2 separate regions of the Homo sapiens genome follow, and region 2 is linked to region 1. Evidence: chromatin contacts called from ENCODE Hi-C or POLR2A ChIA-PET data. All regions are on one chromosome and are shown on one strand. Each heading gives the region's core, a stretch centred on a gene start or an enhancer-like site at or near the end of the contact. The rest is flanking DNA. Distances are from core to core; before and after follow the strand shown.

What was found. Hi-C counts contacts between places; a loop is a spot of excess contacts on that map. ChIA-PET counts read pairs that join two places held with the same protein, here RNA polymerase II (POLR2A). Pooled maps may share reads with other maps.
Region 2: a loop to region 1 is called in a pooled map, with 2.1 times the contacts of the local background. The contact joins two enhancer-like sites. A Hi-C loop is called at or near these places in 2 of 50 pooled maps. POLR2A ChIA-PET finds 5 or more read pairs at or near these places in 2 of 52 experiments (activated T-cell and naive thymus-derived CD8-positive, alpha-beta T cell).

What each region holds. Positions count from the first base shown.
Region 1 is chr3:71,700,950-71,703,649 of GRCh38, forward strand. All of the region lies in intron 2 of EIF4E3 (eukaryotic translation initiation factor 4E family member 3), which reads right to left. Among named protein-coding and RNA genes, the nearest start is that of EIF4E3, 23 kb to the right of the region's middle. Within about 2 kb of position 1,387, at least 5 of the 41 ENCODE cell types and tissues checked have a DNase peak (open chromatin) inside an H3K27ac peak, as active enhancers do.
Region 2 is chr3:72,337,815-72,340,514 of GRCh38, forward strand. No RefSeq gene overlaps it. Among named protein-coding and RNA genes, the nearest start is that of RYBP, 110 kb to the right of the region's middle. RefSeq lists a silencer at 1,587-1,696. Within about 2 kb of position 1,302, at least 10 of the 41 ENCODE cell types and tissues checked have a DNase peak (open chromatin) inside an H3K27ac peak, as active enhancers do.

The DNA.
Region 1 (2,700 bases), core at 137-2,636:
TGTCCTTATGAGAAGATGAAGAGAGCCAGCCCTCCCTCTGGCATGTGAAGATACAAGGAGAGGATGGCCATGTACAAACGAGGAAGAGGGCCCTCACCTGGATGTGCCCATGCTCGCACCCTCATCTCAGACTTCCAGGCTCCAGAACTGTGAGAAACAAGGGTTTGTTGCATAAACTGCCCAGTCTATGGTATTTGGTTATAGTAGCCTGAACTAAGACACAGGGCAACTGGTAAACAGAAATAGATTATACAAAAATAATAAAGTAATAGTAAAACAGGAAGTCTTGGCAAAGACAAGTGATCTGGAGCTGTTCTCTGAGCCAGGCTTTGTTCTATGAACATTTACATGTTTATGCAATTTATCCTAATGACACTCTTAGGAGGAGGTATGATTATTATCCTTTTTTTAAAGATAAGGACACCAGGCAGAGACGAACCTGCCCAAGAGTCAGTTTGGTATGACCATTAGGATTAGGATGAGGATTGAGGCTATGAAGAAGAAAACACTTCCCCATTTGTTTGGAGTAGGTCATAGAATTACTACGCTATGAATGCTATCCACAGAATTACTGTGCAAATAAGAAATATTGTTCTGTGTGGTGAGGTAAGCATAGGGTGATCATCTGGGTCTCCCAGTAGGTCTGAGGAAAGCAGCACGAGTAAAATAGCAATTAGAAAAATCAATCCTAGGGCTCATGAACTGAGTCACATGGGTGGAATAGAATTTTAGCTATGTTGAATGATAATCCTGCTGGGTTGTTCAAGCCTGTTTTGTGTTAAAAAAATAATAAAGCTGAATTAACTGCAAAGGTGGCAATGATGAACTATAAGATCAAATTGAAGGCAAAAAACTACAGGATGACAGATGTATTAATTGAGAATCCACTTTGGCTCCCTTCTACTAAAATGGTGCTAGTGTAGTGAGGAGTTAAAAGCTACTGTATTAACAGTAGCTCCTCAAACACCCATCTGCCTCTATGGAGGTACCTATCCTGTAAATGCTTTGCTATTTGTACAAATAAGATTATTCCAATATTTCAGTTTCTGTGGTGTGAGGGTGGGTAGGCAGGGCTGGAATCTGAATCCAGGCAATTTGATTCCCAAACCTCTGTTCCTAACCACTCAGCTATTTTCTTCGAAGATACTACTATATGTTTTTGACACATCTTTCTCCAATCTTAGCAGCCAAGAATCAGGTCATGAAGCCACAGAAAGAGGGACACATGTTGAAGATATTTTCCCACCAGTAAAATGCCCATAATTCACAAGAGGCTGGTGGTTGTCAACTCCAGCCTGAGAACCTGGTTACGATGTGGCAATGACCTCTGTAGAATTTATGCACAAAATAACATTAAGAGGAAAACCCCTGCCTAAGGTAAAACTAAGAGGACTTTGGTGCTGGCAAACTTCAAGTCTCCTCAAAGGCATCACAAACCAAAGTTCCTGCCGTCATACCCCGGTCAAAGTTGTCAAATCTTGACTTTTTAACCTAGTACTTGAAGCACACTGAAAAAATACAACAAAACACTTCTTCCATTTCAAAGATCAGAAAAACACTAAAGATCATGCTAAGGATTGGAGCTTTAGAAGCTTCTCTTGAAAACAAAAACAGACAACTGATTCTGCTTGGCTTGGCAAATTTGACAGGAAGAGATTACAGCCCAAGAAGATCAGTGATAGACTTAACATATTCATTAAAGCACATATTTGTACGTTTTTGCTGAGCATAAAATAGGAGCAAAATATCCGGTCACACCATTAAAAAAAAAAAAAAAAGCCCTATTTGAAAAGCATGTGTCATTAAACTGGTCTGTTTCCCTGTTGCAAACCTCATCCAATAGGTAGAATATTTGTGAAGTATGTCTGCTGGTGAAATACCTACAGGAAGGAATCTAGCATTACTCAGCTCCTGAAAACCTCTTCCGCCCTTGCAGAAGTGAAAGGTCTGCTACAGCGGAAGCCTGGTAATTCAAGATTATACTCTCTGTAACACATCTTGAAAATGGAAACACTTAAATTTTACTATATATAAAATCTTGCAAATAGATTTCAGAAGCCTTTAGGCTTATAATTAATTCTGTTAGACTTGCAAATCCAAGATTGCAGTAAAAGTAAAACTAAGCACAATGTTTATTAATGATGGTTAAATGCTTTTTTTTCCCAAAAGCCTTGATAATCACCCTAAGACTAGGAGAGGTATAAAAGTTGAACATCATTCATTCAGTCAACATCTGTGACCATCAGTTGTGAACAGAGCACTGTGACGGGTCCTTGGGGAACTTAGCTGAATGCAGGAGGGTCAGCTTTTGACCACAGCAATCCACTCCTTGGGAGGTATGTTCTGGAACACCAATCTGGCACCTCTCCTGGAGAAACTGAGGCAGGGAAGACACCTGTCCAGTGGAGTCTAATACCTGGATTTAAGACCTAGGTTCTCAGCATAACCTTCACAGGTCATGTAGCCCGTGAAACCCACGTTGCCTCCTCTGTATAAGGATACAGCTATTTCACTGGAAAATGTAATGATGAAATGCAAAGTGAAAGCACTTGCTAGGCCTAAGGAAGGAAACAAAGTATGGTTAGACCCATTAATATGCTGACCACTTGATAAATCCCCAATCTGATAGCACTGATTGGAGCAACTATGCCCCACCTTACAGCCTTCTGCCAAATAGATAATCATTCATTACCAAGAAAA
Region 2 (2,700 bases), core at 52-2,551, 640 kb after region 1:
GGGAGGAAAAGGAAGGGGGAAGCGAGGGAGGCAAAAGGAGGAGGCCAGCGATTGCAGGGGTATCTCATACTCTCACTCTCCCCTACCTGGGGACAGCAGGGGTGTTGGAAAGGGCACTGGGGGTCCCTGCTCTGAGAAAACCCTCATGGGGCATCCAGGTGGTGGACTGGAAAACTGTCCCAAGGGTCTTCTGCCCTCTCTCCATGGCCGTCAGCCCCATGGCCTCTCTGGCTGACAAGTGGGTTCCCCTGAACTCATATGTCAACTTAATTGCCTCCCCCTGCCCCTATCCTTCCTGATGAATAGGAGTAGCTGGCTGACTGGGGACCACTTATTCTGGACATTGCTGAAGAGGGTCAAGGCATGCTTTCGGTTTGATCTAGGGTTTCTGTCAGTGATCGCTAGTGATTCATGTGATACTGTAAGAAGTCAGTCAGGGCCTTGGTGTTGACAAGGTTAGATGATTGATTGACTGACTGACTGACTGACTGACTGACTGACTGATGGTCACTGTGGGTTTCACTGTAGCTGGCTGGCTGTGATCTGGACTGACCAGGCCATGGACTGTGGGAGCTTGTGACTATGACTGGGCCAACTGCAACTGGGCTGATGGATTCAGTGGATTGAACATGACTGGTGAGGAGACAGGTTGACAAGGAGACCAACTCATTGACCACATGCATGATGGACTGACTGGCCAGTTGATGACAATGGGTTTGGTGTATGGTTGACTGGTTGGTTGTTTAATTCAAACTGACTGGATAACTAGGCAGCTTACTATGACTGACTATTGTGACTGCCTGCCTGGCTGACTGAGGGAATAACTGAGTCAGTGTGACTGGCAGGCTGATTCAGACTGACTGGATGTCTGGATGACTATGATCTCCTAACTGATAGCCGTCAGTGATGATCTTGACTGACTGACTAGCCGGCTCTGGGATTGGCTGTCTCTTCCAGACTGACTTGGTAACCGTGGGTCTGACTGTGACCCCTGCGTCTTGACTGACCGCCTTGATTGCATGCCTGACATTTTGAGATCAACTGACTGGCTGGTTGCCTGGTGTTTCATTGTGGCTGTGGCACAGCCTACGGCTACCTGTGACTAACCATGAAACTGACTACACCCAACTCACAGGACAGACCGGGTGGACTGACCACCTGCCTTAGTCATGGAAAACTGACTCTGGCTGACTCAACTGCCAGAGACTGACTGAGATGAACAGGCCAGCCAAGAGACAGCTGGGTGACTCGTGGTGAGTGGCTTTGTCTGACTGGATGGCTGTGACAATGTAACTGAGTCTGGCTGTGAGACAATAACCTGTGGATTGACTGACTTGAATGTGTTGACTGGGTGGCTGAATCTGATTGGCTATGTGGGTGACTGATGACTCCTGGCTGACTGGCTAACCCTGCCTTGACTGACTGATTGATGGGCTGACAGATCGAGTTTGACCAGGCAGCAGGAGACCTGCTGACCACGGCTGTGACTCACTGTGTGAGCGGCCATGTCTGACTGTGTAACACAATCTGACCAAGAGACAATGACTAATTGACTGACCAACTGACTGAGATTGGCTGGGTGTCTGACTGACCAGCTGTGACTGCAACTCCTGATGTGAGTGGGCGTTGACTGGGTGGCCCTGACTCGTATAGGCAAGTCTGGCTGTGAGACAACAGCTAACTCCCTGACTGGCCCAGTGTGCCAACTGGCTGACTGCTTGAGGCTGGCCAACAGACCAGCTGACCGTGCCTGGGACTCACGGTGTGCGTGGCCATGCCTCACTGTGTGGCCCTGGCTGTGTCTCGGAGTCTGACTGTGAGACAAGGGCAGACTGACTGACTTTCCTGGCCAACTGCCTCCAGGTAGCCTGTCAACACAGTCCCTACCCTTCCCAAAACCATTAAAGTGCTGCAGTGGGAGCTGGCCCAGCCTGAGGGGACAGAGCAGCTTCTGTGGAGCAGCAGGGACAGGAAGAGGGAAGCAGGAGCCGCTGGAGGGAGAAGAGGAGTAGGCCCTGCCCAGGAATGGGCCACACGGAAAGTTCTCCACCTCACCCTGGCGGGGGCTGGGTCACAGGCACACGTTCTTGGAGCTGTGTTTTGGCTCTAGTCTTATAGCTCCTTTGTTTGGGGGTGAGGGGGGAGGGGAGCTGGGGGAACCTATAAACATATTGAGCCAATAACTCACCTACAGGACTCCAATTATAGGGCTGGGGGAGAGAGGATAGCTGGGTGGGGGTGGGGCGGGCCACGGGCAGCCATTTATGGGGCTTGGATTGGGGCCAAACGCTGCCCTAGAAAATCCAGGTCTTGGAATGCAGGGCTGGAGAAGTCTTAGGAAGGAGCAATGTGTCTGTCAGTCACACCTCTGTTACCGCCACCATTTTATAGCTGGGGAAACAGAGGCCCACAGCCCTCAAGAGCCCAGGGCATTTCCCACACCCGGCCCCCCCTGGGGCTGTCCCCCAGAGCCCGGGCAGGTGGTGAGCCTCAGCCCTCCCTTACTCTCCCGCAAGATGCTGGGCAGCAGAATTTGGGGGGCAGGGTCGATGACCTTGGGCAAGTTACTCCATCTCTCTGAGCCTCAGTTGCTTCATCAGTTAAACAGCTGTTTCTGATAGAAGCCACTTGGCAGAACTCGGATTGGGTGCCCAGATGCCTCTGCCACCACCTGTGTGGTCTCCAGCAGGGAGCTTTGCA